Regions from separate parts of the Homo sapiens genome. Here regions 1, 2, 4 and 5 are each linked to region 3. A link is a contact called in ENCODE Hi-C or POLR2A ChIA-PET data. All regions are on one chromosome and are shown on one strand. The core of a region is the stretch at or near the end of the contact, and the rest is flanking DNA. Distances in the headings are between cores, read along the strand shown.

Region 1 (2,700 bases), core at 29-2,528, 5.9 Mb before region 3:
TCTTCCAGTGAGGCCGCAGTGACTAAAGGGGACCCCTTCCCATCCACTCATCCCCACCCTGGTCCAGTTTCCCAGACCCCGATGCAGTTGGTTGTAAATTCTTCCAGGAGCTGTTTTCTGTCTCCTTTTTGGGAATTTTTTTAAAGTAAAAAACTTAAAACAGAAGTTTAAAAAGCAAAATGTGGAAGAAGAAAGCAATGACAGATTTGTTTCGTGGTTTTTTTTTTCTTTCTAAGGTGGGCTACTAGAAAACTTACAGTTGCATATGTGGCTCCCATTTCTACTGGGCAGTGCTGCTCAGAAGGATGTGCAGGGTTCGCCCAGGCAAGGAGACCCATGTTTAAGGAGATGACAGAGGCTGGGAGAGCACTGCCTAAGAGAAAGCCTAGGGGACGAGGCTGGGATGGGGTCACAGAGCATCGGGCTGGCACTCTCCCACCTCGCTCTGCCCTTGACTCCGACTATGACTAAATGGACATTTTTCATGGGCAAGGAAGGAGACAGGATTAAAAGTTTTCTTCAAAGCATTGGGCAAAACTGGTTGTTTTGGTGGGTTTTTTTTCCCTTCTTCGGGCTTCCCTGATGCCTTCTTTCTCTTGTTTGATCTCTGGGGCCAGACTCCCTAGGTTCAAGCCCCAACCCATCCATACAGTGAATGACCTTGGGCAATTTACTTAGCTTCCTTGTGTTTCTTTGCCTAGAAAAGACTACTCAGAGTCTAGGCATAGGATTACATTAGTTTGCATCTCTAAAATACTTAGAACAGTACCTGGCAATAGTAAGCACTATGTGCTAGATACTCATTTCTCAGACAAGAGGGGGATAAAAGGTAAATTTTAATGAGCTTTCTTATGAAAATGGTAAATGCTTCATATTCTATTAATTTAAAAAACATCAGCAACCTTCCAAATTCAATTCTGCTGATGAAAGTATATGTATTTTTTTTTAAAAGATGACAATCCAAAAAAAAAAAAGGTGCATCTATTTGGGAAGTGTGGGCCATGGCCAGGCTATTTTCTTGTTAGAATTCTGGATTGGGAGCAGGCCATCTCCTGCCCTGGAAAACAACCAGCTCTTCAAGAATCCAGCTCCACTGCACCCACACAGAGCTTGAGGCCTGGGGATAGCAGGTGCCTTAACCGCTTGTCATAGGTCTGAATTGCAATGGAGCTCAGTCATTTCCCGTATCAGCACACCATTTTGACTTCACATTTTGACCTCTCCAGAAACTAGCAAACCGCAGTGCCCCACCCAGCTGTACAGGTTTCTCTGAAAAACCACAGCCTAGGCTATCTCCAAATCAATTCTGAGAGTAGTTTTGTCATGACTGACTCACTTGAAGCAAACATTTTTTGTCATTTGTTCAGTTTCTTTATTGACTCTTGACTATTTAATGTGCATGTTTCAAAGTTACAAGTCAGCCTCGCTTTATACAGCCAAGATATGTGTAGTTAAATTTTTAAAAATCAAGTCATCAAAAAACTTGCACCACGTTTGTTACAGTTGAAAGAAATTCTACAAGGAACTCTAGTCTGTGAGCACAGTCACAAATAATATGAGTCCTTTGATAAATTAATGTTTATCAGTTCTACAAATTAAAAGTGTTATGGTAGATTTGTTTAAAGCAAATTAAACTATATTTAGAAGGTGGGAACAGAAATTTTACAATTTCCTCTTTTTACTTCTTTTTTTGTTTGTTTGTTCATTAATTATAGACTGCAACAGGAACTACAGTAGTTATGTTCCAACGAGAAAAACTATGCTAGAATTTGAAACTAGAATGTTAGAATATCACCATACTTGGCCATTGCTGATGGCATCTCTCTGTAAGGACTTTTTCGCTACCTTGATGTCTGTTTATGGCTGGTCTGATCATGGTATATGCTTATTCTGCCATATAAACTGGATTTTTTCTCTGGTTGAAAACCCAAGACACACCAGTTCTTAGCTTCTTATTTTCTTCTCCATAGGCTCCATATCTTGCATCTCATTTGGGGAAAAAGTCAAAAAGCTAGATTTGCCCTACCTCAGAGGTGAACTGCCTACCACATTGGCCAATGTCAGGGCTGTGGGGCATGTCACATCTCAGGGGGCTGGAGCCCACCACTCCCTGACTTACCTCCTACAAACACATCCCACGGTGCCTCAGCTGGACACTAGGTCCCAGACCCTGAACTGGAAGAAGCTCAGAGCCGGGATCTCAGGCAGGTTTCCTCTTTGATGGTGCTGGCTGCTGAGATGATCAGGCATCTGAGCAACCCCAAGGACTCAGATGAGTGGGCCCCAACGAGACACTGAGGGAAGAAAACAAATGGGTGCTACCTGGGCCTTCCACAGACCAAGAAAGATGATGATCCCACAGAAACAAAGTTCTGGTGAATGAGGAACAAATGGGAAGGTATGACAATGAAAAGCCACAGCTTAAAGTGAGGTTCAACAATAAAAACGAATATAAAAATCTGAGGGGATGAAAGCTTAAAGAGGCCCAATTAAAGCAAGAACTGAATGCTGACCAAACTGGCCTTACAGGAAAAAGACTTTCAGAAAGAAAATGCAATCGAAGTGAAATGAACGACAGGCAAAGAAACAAATGCAACCTATAAAAATCAAAGAAAAATAATGAAGATGTGTTTTCCTGAGCACGGAGGTCACAGGGATTGAGCAAGGTTTTGACCAACTCCCCATCAATCTCCACATAAT
Region 2 (2,700 bases), core at 111-2,610, 7.0 Mb after region 3:
CAGAACTGTTTTGGTAGTCCCAGGTAAACTTACGGTACGGAAATTTGTTTCTTGAGGATACAAAAAAGAAAGGTGTCAGGGGGAAAGTAAAAATTCAACTCCTAAAACATCGCGTGTAGAGTCAGGCAGTCACTTCATAAAGAGTTCAGTCGATGAAGTTTCACTCTTGAAACTTTACTGTATGTATGCAAGCCCTAACTATTAATACAGGTGACAGCATCCACCTTATCTTCCATTCTCCCTAAGCCCTGAGGGTGGGGATGGGGGGGGGGGCACTCCAATCACCTGAGCCTAAGAACATAGCCTAAGAACATGTGTCTGGCATGGTCTGGTTATTTATAGCCTAAAAAAAAAAAAAGCCAGCTTCTTGTCCGATTCAGGCTTTCCCTGCCCAAACCCACTAGCTTAATGCGATATTGACATTACCAGGAAATGCATACGTCCCAAATGCATCTGCTTATAGATGTTTTTACCTCCTGAAATAATACCGGGTCACAAATACTGTTGTGTTTTTTGCAGAGAGCTTCTACTGCTCATTTAATTCAGGGGCGTTGGATTTGTGCTGAGCGTAATTTGACTCCAAGCATGCAAACTGATCAACTTCTTCCCGTGTGTTTGGGGAGTACAAGTGACTACTGCGACTCCTCAAATGTTTTTCTTTTCCTTTTCACGTGGAGGAAAGCGAATTCTCCGAAGACTGTTCGGCGTTCTACGCAGGGGTTGGAAGGGGGGTTCCTGAGTCACCTCTGGCTGCGCGGGGGGCCTGTGTGTACCCTCAGGGACACCAGGCTGGAATCGTCCACCTTACTTTCAAATGATAAAAGTGCGGAGGGTCTTTCTGCCCCTAAGTCGCGTACAGGATTGCCTGTTTACGGAGTACACTTTCACACACTTCTTTCCCGGTGGTGCAGTCTCGTGGCGGCAGAGCCTTTAGGAAGGCTCTGGGGGGAGACAAGATCAGTGGCGACCACGCCTCCCATGTTACAGCGCTCGCTTCCTACTGGGGGTTGGCGGGGACACCAAGGCTCTCCAGCCCGGGAACACGGAGTTCGGCTCCGTTGTACCCAACTGGAAAGCTGTGGAAACACAAAACTCGGGCGGCGACAGCACCAGCCGATTTTCCGCTCTCTTGGCTCTTTCTTCCGCTTGCACCGCCCCCACCCCGGCTCCTCCGCTCAGCACACAGGAACCCACATCCCCCACCACTCCCGCGTTTCTCTCCTGCCACCAGCTGGGGCCTGCCTTTTATAGGCGCCGCAGCCAATGAGCACGCTTCTTTCCTTCTGCCCGCCCGCCTGGCCAATCGCCGCGCCCCTTGTGTAATCTCCGGCTAGTCGGCTGCTTTCGGCTATTTTCGCTGTTGCTGGCTTTTTCAGGAGCTGCTCGCTCGCAGCCAGAGACGCTGCTTTTTTTTTCCGGGTTCGGAGCCGTTCCGGATGCTTTAGGCTGCCGGATGTCTGATCTCCGAATAACTGAGGCGTTTCTGTACATGGATTATCTGGTAGGTGCAGGGCAGGGGTGGCATGTCGCCTCTCGGATCTCGGCGTGCCCGATGGCCCCCTGCCTTGAGGAGCAGCCTTTTTGCTTTCTTTCTTTGGGATAGGATGCCTCTGGGGTTCTTTCTCCCGCAGCCGGCTGGTAAGCCTTTCCCTGGACTCGGAGGGGCAGCCTCCAGGGCGGGTGGGTGGTGGAGCTGACAGGTAAAGGTGCGGCCTGGGCCAGCACGGCTGCAGGGCGAGGGTCGCGCTGGGGCTGCTTGAGAGATGGGGCGGCCGCGGCGGCGCGTCCCCTGCCCGCGATCGGCTTCCTGGCTTCCCTCTGCGCTCTCCGCAGAGGACTTTCTTTCCGGGGGAGCAGGAGTTTTCCTCTCTCCCTGGAGCAGAACTCCAGGTGCTATTAAAGAGCCATAACCAGAATGGCTCACTAAGTGCCCAGCAGCCCTGGTCATTTGATTGTTATTAAATCTCTAAAGCTATGACCTCGGTCGTGGCGGGGTTTTAAAAGCACATTACCATAAAGCAGACGGGTCTAAACTACCTCGCAGGCTGGCACGAACAGGACTGAGTAGGGACAGGTATAGCCCCACCATTCCGGTCTTGGGTGCGTGCCGCGGTTCCACTGTGCACGGATTGGAACCCGGCTGTTTAGGCCAGGCTTGTGCTGAGAAGTTTAGGTGGGAAAAGTGTCAGCACAGTGCTGGGACCGAACATCATTTTAAAAATGGACTTCTATGTGTCTTTGTGGAATTATGCGAGCACCATGTTTTGTTCCAGAAATTATATTTCCCCAGAGTTGCTTGTTTGCGTTTAAGGGGATCCTCATTTACAGAGACTTGTGTTCGATCCTATACGATTATTGTGTTTACCATGTTGGGCAGAACCGCTATTGCCATGCAGAGTTGAAGTAGACGGTTAGAAACATTGACCCTCCTGTCATCTTGTTGGACACATGCACTCGGTTTTCGACTGCAGATTGGCCTGGCAGAGATTTGCCAGTGCCTTCTAGGAATTACACTTAAGGCTGTACTGAGAAAGTCTGTGCATGCTTTGATGGCCAAGAAACGCCGGACCGGCTTTGTGCTGTTATCTGTGTATTTGGGCTTATTTTAGTGTACATAAAGAAAATGTTTCTCCTAATGCTTCAGAGCTTGATGGTCTTGTGGGAAAGGATGGTGACTGCAGTTAATGCATAGCCTTGTGA
Region 3 (2,700 bases), core at 116-2,615:
GAGGCGCAAAGAAAACGACATTTAAACCCCGGGCGGCCAGTGGAGCTCGCCCGGGCCAGACGCCACAGCGACCCGGGAGCGCCGCGGCCGCTCGCCCGTCGGAGCCCTGGGAGGAGCGGCGGCCGAGCGGCTTTAAGTGTATTCCCCTCCCCTCAAATCGCGTGGGGCGGGGGCCAGAAAGAAAAAGGAGCGAGCGACAGGCAGTGGGAGAGGGGGGGAGCGCCGAGCGGCCGGGCCGCGGCCGGCATTGTCTGCGGCCCGCGCCCCCTCCCCCGCCCCGCACAGCCCCGCCACACACACCCTCGCCGGAGGCCGGCCGTCCGCCCGCGCCTTTGTCCACATCCACCCCCGAAACCGGCGAACAGCCCTCCAGGATGTGCTCCCCGGAGGAGGGCGGGTAGGGGAGCGCGGGCCGGGGGCGCGGAGCCCACGGAGGGGCGCGTCCTGCTGATTCATTTCCCACTCGCGCTGGCCCGTCCGGGGCGACGGGGGGCAGGGAAGGGAGGGAGGAAATGGGCGCTCCGCTCAGGAGGACCGTCCGGGCCAGTGAGGACACCCGCAGGGGTGCGGGCGCGCGCGGAACTAGGGGCTGTCCGCAGGAGAAAGGCGGGCACCCCCCCCCCACCCAGGGACTGACGGACGGACAGACGGCTCGCGGCTGCCCCGTGACTCACCGACTTGCAGGACGTTGTCTACGCAGCCGCTTTCCAACAGCGCGATGCCCCGGCGGAAAGGCAGCCGCGTCTCGTCGCCGCCGTCCGCCGCCCCGGCAGCCCCCACCGACGGGGCCCCGGCCCCCGCGGCGGCGGCGGCGGCGGCGGCGGCGGCGGCAGCGGCGGCGGCGGCCGAGGTTGCGGCCGCCGAGGTTGCGGCCGGGGAAGACGAGGAGCCGCCGCCGCCGCCGCCGCCCGCGCCGCCGCCGCCACCGCTGTCGTCGCCGGGGCCGCCCGCGGCGCCGCCGCCGGTGTTGAAGGACGAGTACATGCAGATCTCCCGCTCGCTGCGGGGGAAGGACCAATAGACTATGCGGCGCTGCACCGGCTCCGGGATGCGCTCAAAGCGCTCCTCCACGCGCTGGAACGGCCACTTCTCCGCCACCCTGCGCGCCGCGATGTCCAGCAGCGACTCGGGGCTCTGGGTCTTGCCCGGCGGCAGCAACCCCAGCGCCGCGCCGCCCCCGCACGCCGCCGCCGCCGCCGCGCCACCCGCCCGCGGGCCTGGCCGACAGGCAGAGCTGTAGCCGCCACCCGCGCCGCCGCCGCCGCCGCTGCTGCCCCCGCCGCCGCCGCCGCCGCCCGGCCGGCAGCAAAGCCGTTTCGCGGGAGGAGGCTGCTGTCCGCGCTCCGCCATGACCGCGCCGCTTCTAACCCGACAGCGGAAGTGCCGGGACCCTATAAACGGCACTAGGAAGCGCGACACGCACACGCCGTCGCGACGCCACGATGCCATCTAGGGCCCGCCGCTCCTTGTATGGGCACAAGAGGTGGGGCCTCCGCTGTGACGCAGAAGCTGGGGCGGGGCTCTGATAGGGGGAACCTAGGGCCGGGGGCGGGGCCTATGCAAATCGCTGGGCTGAAACATAAATAGAGCGCTTGGCGGACACGGGGGTGGCGGGGGCGGGCCGTTTTGGTGCCCGGTGGGTTGTGAGAATGTCAGGCTGCTGTGACGCGGGGGAGGGCGGGGTCAGGCGGGGTTCCCGTGGGAGGGGGCGGGCCGCCGGGCCGGGCCTGAGGTGGGTGGGTCTCTGCGCCCCCTGCCTACCCCACTTCCCCCTCCAGTTCTCAGCTTCTCTTTGAAGTCCGAGAAGTGAGGATGCGCCTCGTGGGTCGCAGCGGGGGAGGAAAGGGGAGAAGAGGGGGTGAGCGAAGGGGAGGGTTCTGAGCTAAATGGAGGGCGGGGCCCACGGGCCGATGCCCCACCCCCCCCGTCCCCCTGCCCTTCGGGGGAAAAGCCTCTGGGCGGAGGAGGCGCTTTCAAAACAAAGAAATGCGGCATGGACCCCGGGGGACGCGGGTGGAGAGGAAGGCGGAGGAGGCGCGGCCAAACCCGAGCGCCTGCCAGCTTCCCCTCCAGCCGGTCCAGGGGAGCTCTCCCCACCACCCGCCGAAGCTGCAGCGGGGAAGGGGGAGGATGGCTGCGTTCGGCGGCGGCTTTCCACTTCACTTTTGCAGACCTGGTGTGGAAGGAGCGCGCCCGCTCTGCTAACCCCGCGTGGCTGCAGTGCGCCCATCCCCGAGCCCCGCGTCCGTTCTGTCTCGGCTGCAGGGCTGTGCCCGAAAACACGCAGAGCGCTCGGAACGTGCCCAGCAGCCGCGCGACCCGCGTCCGGTGCCGGCTGCCACCGTCCCGCCCTCGCTGCCTCAGCCCCTCGGGCCAGGAAACCGACCCGCCCGCTAGAAGTCGAGGAGCTCCGGCCGCCCTTGTCGCCCCCGCGGCCGCGCGGACAAGGCCCCGCTCCAGGCCGGGGTTTCTCCAGCTCGGGGTGGAACGCAGCCCGGGCTGTGGGGTTAGCAGACACACCTTTGTGAGTACACACGCCGCAGGGCGCGCGCAAGCCCCACGGGCTCGCGCACACATCGCCCAGCAGGCGGCAGACGGCGTGCCAGGCGGCGGACGGCGGCTTCGGGCGCACTTGGGTCTGCGGCCCGGCTCCCACCCCGGCACCCGGGTGCGCGGCGCCCGGCTGCGCGGAGTCCAGGC
Region 4 (2,700 bases), core at 190-2,689, 5.8 Mb after region 3:
TGTTTTTGAGAGCTTACTTGGGGCTGTATCTCCAGACTCTGTTTAATGTTATCTTTCCATTGGCTTTATGAGTGCTTTGCAGGATAAGTCGAAGAAGTAGTAGGCACATTTTGTGATTTGTGTTTTACATATTTAAAGAGAAAATATACCAATCATTAACATCTGTAGACGGTTTAACTCTAGATAAAGCCACTATCATATAATCTTTTCTGGGTTTCACTTCTTCCTCCAGACTGGAACACTGGGCAGCTTAAAGCTGTAAAAGCTTTAAGCAATTTACACCTGAGAAAGATGGGCCATTGTTTATCATGTGGCTTTCTTTACTTCCAGAGTTACAAGGGCCTCAGATTGCAAGGTCACAATAAATTCAAAGTACTTGTGATGTCTGAGTATTAGGTATTTATTTAAAAAATCCCCATTTTACATATTAGGAAACTGAGATTACTAAATGTGGGCTAGGGTCCTCCTGGGTATGGGGCAGGGGGAGTGCTTGCTGCTGTTAAAGAAAATTATCCTGACACTTGTCAAACACATGAATAATTTATTCAAGATTATTACAATAAGGGTCATGACTATTGGAACAGGAGAGAGAAATTGAGCTCAACTCAGAATACAGCAAAGACAGCAGGGGATTTATAGCCAAGGAACAGGCACCGTGTCTGTGAGGGAGGTGACGGTGGATGGAAAATTACTAAGAGGAGACATCAAGGGTAGAGGGATTCTGGCTAAAGGCAGGTCAAGGGCTTCTACAACAAAGGTGTAATATAAGGAATCTAATCCGATATTAAATATCAAGAATTCAACGGTGATCAGGTATCGAGGATGGATGATTTAGCATGCTTCTTGCTAACATTTGGGCTCAGCCAGGACACAGGGAGGTCAACGTTGAGGCCTAAGTGAGAAAGGGCTCAGAGGTACCAAACTAAAGGAGAGCGTCTCTGTTCCTGCCTACTCTGACCTCTTTTCCCCCCTTAAACTCAGTGGTAACAATCTGACCTGTTTATTACCTCATCCCCATGGAAGGGGTGGGGAGTGGCAGGCAGCCGGTGCTCTAGGATCGTTGGGTAGGGAGCCTAGCTCTCTGAAAGCAGCAATGCCTAGTGGGGGTACCGAGGCCGAGTTCGGAGACCACCTGAGCAATTGCGGTCCAGAGCAAAGCCCCCTGGATCGGAACGGGAGCCGCCCCCACGCCCCGCCCGGCTGCCGAGAGCCGCACTTCTGGGCGGATGCCGCAGGTCGGGAGGGATGAGGCCGACGGCGCTGATTGGCTGACCGCCGCGGCCTGGGGTTTCCCTGGCCCCGCCCCTGCTGCACTCCCCCCGCCCGCGAACCCGCGCGCTGCCCGGTCCTGCGCTGCTCAGCGGGAGGGGCTGGACCCCGCGTTCCTCCTCCCTGCCGGTCCCCATCCTTAAAGCGAGAGTCTGGACGCCCCGCCTGTGGGAGAGAGCGCCGGGATCCGGACGGGGAGCAACCGGGGCAGGCCGTGCCGGCTGAGGAGGTCCTGAGGCTACAGAGCTGCCGCGGCTGGCACACGAGCGCCTCGGCACTAACCGAGTGTTCGCGGGGGCTGTGAGGGGAGGGCCCCGGGCGCCATTGCTGGCGGTGGGAGCGCCGCCCGGTCTCAGCCCGCCCTCGGCTGCTCTCCTCCTCCGGCTGGGAGGGGCCGTAGCTCGGGGCCGTCGCCAGCCCCGGCCCGGGCTCGAGAATCAAGGGCCTCGGCCGCCGTCCCGCAGCTCAGTCCATCGCCCTTGCCGGGCAGCCCGGGCAGAGACCATGTTTGACAAGACGCGGCTGCCGTACGTGGCCCTCGATGTGCTCTGCGTGTTGCTGGGTACGTACGCGCCGCCGGGTCCGAGGGGCGTGTGCGGCTGTCCCGGGAGGGCTTTAGCGCAGAGCCGCGACGGGCAGCGGGGGTGTGTTGCCTGACGCGTGCGCAGCTGTGGGGCGACACACGGGGGCGGCTTCTGCAGCCGAGGGACCCCGCTTTGCAGCCTGCACCCCGGCTCCCGCGTGCCCGCCGCTGTCTGTCGCCCGCCGGTGCGATGAGCCCAGCCCTGCTTGGACGCTGTTCACGCCTCTGCGCTCCATACCTTGCTCCTGTCCTCTGTTTGCAGTTCCACTCTAGCAGAGCAGGGTGGGCTCCTCCCCTCTGTACGGTAGAGGAGCCTGGTCACTGGCCCATCTCAGTAGTGAAACTGGAGGTTTGATGCACAGGGGATTCTCAGTAGCAGGCGCCAGTGCCTGATTTATCGTGAGAAGCAGTTTAATATTTCGGCTATAAAAGGCTAGAACTAGTTCCTAATTAGAAGGTGTGCCAGGTTGTAAATTGTCAGGTTGCAAGTAGGGATGAGCACGCCAAGTTTTTGCGTATAGGTCTAAAGAAGTTTTGGGGGTGGGGGAGGATGCGGTACCCCAGACCTGTTTCCTTGTCTGCCCAGACCTTGCCATGGTGTAGCTTTCCATCTCTTGTGACAGTGTCTCAAGGAGCAGTAGACATTCTTTGGCTGCAGCAGATTTCGCATTGTCTTCCTGATTGGAAGAGTTCAGTTATGAGGCTTCTGGTTGCCAGTTACTCCTTTCTTTTGAAGAGAAAGAACTGGAATCATTTGGATAAGGGATGGGCGTTGGAAGGAGTAGTTTTCACTTTTTATGTATTGTATAAGGCAGTTATGCTGTGAACTATTTATATATGATGGAATA
Region 5 (2,700 bases), core at 49-2,548, 8.5 Mb after region 3:
CTGTTTCCAAGTACTACAGATAACTCATAATTCCTATAAAAAATTACACAATTTAATCAAGATGGTAGTACGTGGAGATTATTTCCTTTTAGTTTATTGTTTAAATACATGTCTTGCCAATCACAAAATATCTAGTGTAGCCAAAGACATAAGAAATCCCTGTATGAATCAAAAAGTGCCATTCTTGCAGCTTTCTGTCACAAGGATGCTGAGAAATGTACTGTAACAGTTTAGGAAACACAAGATTGTCTCAATTTTAAGTTTCAATCATTAATCCTCTTCAGAACTGGAATCACCCTCTTGGTCAGAAAGTTCGGGAACAGGGAAGCGGAGAATGGCAGCTACCCCAGTCAACTGGCTGAGCTGTTCCCCAGAAACGTGAAGACTAGAGAATATCCTAACGGTGCCTGCATTCTCTTTCACACTGTCCACCAGCCTCACATACCGGCTCCGTGTGGCTACATCCTGATGCCTGAAGAGCTCATCGCTGATGAGCAATGTGTCAATTGCCATGGCTTCATTGGCCTTCTCCACCTGCTTGAGTCCATAGAAAGCTCGATCCGGTTCATGCTGTAACATTTTATAGAAGTCATCCAAGGCTTTGACTTCCCCAGCAGCTTTAGTGTCTGAAAGGCGGCTAGCCACAGTAGGGTCACAAAGGGCCTCTTTCAGGGAGTACTTGTGTCCGGAGGAGGCATGTACCTAGAATCACAATTACAAAAGTTAGGCAAAATAATCTCCTAGAACACCCATTAATCAGCTCACAAAGGCTTAAAGCCAAAAGCGCTAGTAAGGCTTCATATGTTTCAGCGAAGTTTACTCCATAAATTTGCTAGACATTTAACATTCTCTTTTTATTTCATTATCTCATGAAAATCCCAGCTAAGTAAAGACTTTCTCTTCTTATTTTTCCCAGTTCTAAAACTTTAGGAGTAGTTTATACCAATCCCTCTGCCCATTCTTAATTATCCCTGGGTAAGATTGTTTTACCTGAAGAAATTTGGACCGGTTTTCCAGGAGCAGTTTGTTGTCGGTCTTCACTGCTTGTTGAAACAGGTAGTCGCAGAACTGCTCCCTCACAAATCCTGGGCTGGCCACCAGGATGCACTTTACAACATCAAAGTGTATGTGGCGCTGGATAGCCTGGACCACCTGTTCATAGAACCGCTCCAAGGCCCGGTCATGCTGAGAGCAATTGCCTTTCCTTTTCCTAGGGATGTTCACCTCCACCTTGGCCCGAGTGAGGGTCATGCTGGGAGTGACTAAGCAGATATGGGCGAGGCCTTCCTGCATGACCACAGCCGCCACATCAGCGCTCCAGGCTGGGTCACAGGCCTGCTCGATGCGCTCCAGTACCACACTATCCCACTGCTTCTTGGCCAGGGTGAACTGGCGGTTGGGCTCCAGCTCGATGGTGTGGTAAGCCCCCATCTTGACATACTCATTCTCTTGGATGTTGGTCCCCTTAACCCGCAGCTGGCAGGCTTGAGAGTCGAAGTCGATGGCCTCCACGCAGAGAGTGAGGGTAGTGCGGACCCGGTTGCTGCCCACGCTGCCCGTGGAGGACTCTGTCTGTACCTTGCGGATGGTGGAGGCGCGCAGGCTGTCGCCCACCTGCACGAGGTTGTAAGTGTGCCACATGTCCTCAGGCTCCTCGGGGACCAGGGTCACCTGGCCCGCATTGTCCTTCTCGATGTTCTTCCTCACGAGCTTCATGGCCAAGGAAGGGGCTCACTGACAGAACCAAAGGAACCAAGGAGGTCCTCACCTCCGCCCCGGGAGAGGGGATGGGAATGCAGGCCAGGAAGGGGGCGGGGCCCGGTTTCTAAGGGCACTTGCCTGGCGGGAAGGAAACACGCTTGCTTCGACTCATGCAGCCTAGGGCAGCACTTCCTCTATCCTTTCCTCTCTCAGTCTCCCGGCGCGCTGCGTCTAACAGGCTCGGGGAACACTGCAGCGAAAATCTACCCCTACACAGTTCCCGCTGGCAGCACGCAACAGCGGGCTGACGAAATGAAGGCGCATGCGCAGCCCCCGTCCCGCGACCCGACGCACGTCTCCCGTCCCCAAAGGAGAGGCGGGGCCGCAGTTCGCGCGTGCGCAGGCGCACTAAGCTGTGAGGCGCTCCGGACGAATGAACTCCCTCAAGAAGGTGCACAGAGTGGTGGCGAGTCCTTTATTTTAATGCCAAACTTCAACTTCCTAAGTTTTCTCTTCCATCCCTGTCTGTGAAGAATCCGGGGAGTGTGTGAGTGCAAATACTAGTTTTACCTGCCTGCGGCTGCCACTGCAACGCTTCCCTCTGGGTAAATCCAATTTCAAAGCTTAGCAGTAAAAGTAGCTCTCAGAAGTGCAGATTTGGCCCCAACGGCCCAAACTATGCTCGTTTTTGCTCTTGCCTTATCCGCACTCGGACGCTACAAGCCTGTTGGAGCTGGTATTTAGAAGCGGTTTCTGAGAACTACTGGTCACGTTCTGTCTGGGCTCCCAGCAACGTGTCCAGCTGTTTTCTGCGCCTAGTTACCGTGTCTGCACGATCTGATTCACCCAGATGTTAAAGCGCTGGTCCCAAGAGAGAAGAAACTATGTGTGGAATTTACCCCTGGGTGGACCTCTCAGTTGCTTGACCTGATGTCCTGGGAATCCTAGGCTCCAAAGTTGGCAGCCTCAGCTTTCCGCAGCCCAGTAGCCTGTGAAATG

The links. Hi-C counts contacts between places; a loop is a spot of excess contacts on that map. ChIA-PET counts read pairs that join two places held with the same protein, here RNA polymerase II (POLR2A). Pooled maps may share reads with other maps.
Region 1: a loop to region 3 is called in a map of naive thymus-derived CD4-positive, alpha-beta T cell, with 16 times the contacts of the local background. The contact joins the enhancer-like site here to the promoter of ZSWIM6 in region 3. A Hi-C loop is called at or near these places in 1 of 168 maps with a recorded cell type or tissue (naive thymus-derived CD4-positive, alpha-beta T cell) and 6 of 50 pooled maps. POLR2A ChIA-PET finds 5 or more read pairs at or near these places in 1 of 52 experiments (T-cell).
Region 2: a loop to region 3 is called in a map of B cell, with 28 times the contacts of the local background. The contact joins the promoter of ARL15 here to the promoter of ZSWIM6 in region 3. A Hi-C loop is called at or near these places in 3 of 168 maps with a recorded cell type or tissue (B cell, CD4-positive, alpha-beta T cell and CD4-positive, alpha-beta memory T cell) and 7 of 50 pooled maps.
Region 4: a loop to region 3 is called in a map of B cell, with 12 times the contacts of the local background. The contact joins the promoter of PLPP1 here to the promoter of ZSWIM6 in region 3. A Hi-C loop is called at or near these places in 2 of 168 maps with a recorded cell type or tissue (B cell and naive thymus-derived CD4-positive, alpha-beta T cell) and 6 of 50 pooled maps.
Region 5: a map of CD4-positive, alpha-beta T cell shows a loop between it and region 3 (11-fold over the local background). The contact joins the promoter of PELO-AS1 here to the promoter of ZSWIM6 in region 3. A Hi-C loop is called at or near these places in 1 of 168 maps with a recorded cell type or tissue (CD4-positive, alpha-beta T cell) and 1 of 50 pooled maps. POLR2A ChIA-PET finds 5 or more read pairs at or near these places in 1 of 52 experiments (activated B cell).

What each region holds. Positions count from the first base shown.
Region 1 is chr5:67,205,674-67,208,373 of GRCh38, reverse strand. No RefSeq gene overlaps it. Among named protein-coding and RNA genes, the nearest start is that of CD180, 10 kb to the right of the region's middle. RefSeq lists an enhancer at 1,025-2,224. Within about 2 kb of position 1,278, at least 13 of the 41 ENCODE cell types and tissues checked have a DNase peak (open chromatin) inside an H3K27ac peak, as active enhancers do.
Region 2 is chr5:54,309,233-54,311,932 of GRCh38, reverse strand. ARL15 (ARF like GTPase 15) reads left to right here and starts at 1,360. Exons shown (of 5, transcript NM_019087.3): 1 at 1,360-1,501. The coding sequence starts at 1,454.
Region 3 is chr5:61,330,923-61,333,622 of GRCh38, reverse strand. It overlaps ZSWIM6 (zinc finger SWIM-type containing 6), which reads right to left and starts at 1,365. Exons shown (of 14, transcript NM_020928.2): 1 at 675-1,365. The coding sequence starts at 1,350. It overlaps LOC105378994 (a long non-coding RNA gene), which reads left to right and starts at 1,407. Exons shown (of 2, transcript XR_007058781.1): 1 at 1,407-1,483. RefSeq lists silencers at 471-580, 1,361-1,500, 1,611-2,010, 2,221-2,290, 2,321-2,700.
Region 4 is chr5:55,533,703-55,536,402 of GRCh38, reverse strand. PLPP1 (phospholipid phosphatase 1) reads left to right here and starts at 1,439. Exons shown (of 6, transcript NM_003711.4): 1 at 1,439-1,831. The coding sequence starts at 1,774. It also overlaps the pseudogene RNF138P1. RefSeq lists an enhancer at 917-986 and a silencer at 1,217-1,856.
Region 5 is chr5:52,799,411-52,802,110 of GRCh38, reverse strand. It overlaps PELO-AS1 (PELO antisense RNA 1), which reads left to right and starts at 1,298. Exons shown (of 5, transcript NR_186455.1): 1 at 1,298-1,419. The region is part of intron 1 of ITGA1 (integrin subunit alpha 1); the gene reads right to left. PELO (pelota mRNA surveillance and ribosome rescue factor) reads right to left here. Exons shown (of 3, transcript NM_015946.5): 2 at 991-2,226; 3 at 1-702. The coding sequence starts at 1,716. The coding sequence ends at 271. RefSeq lists enhancers at 788-1,487, 1,488-2,186.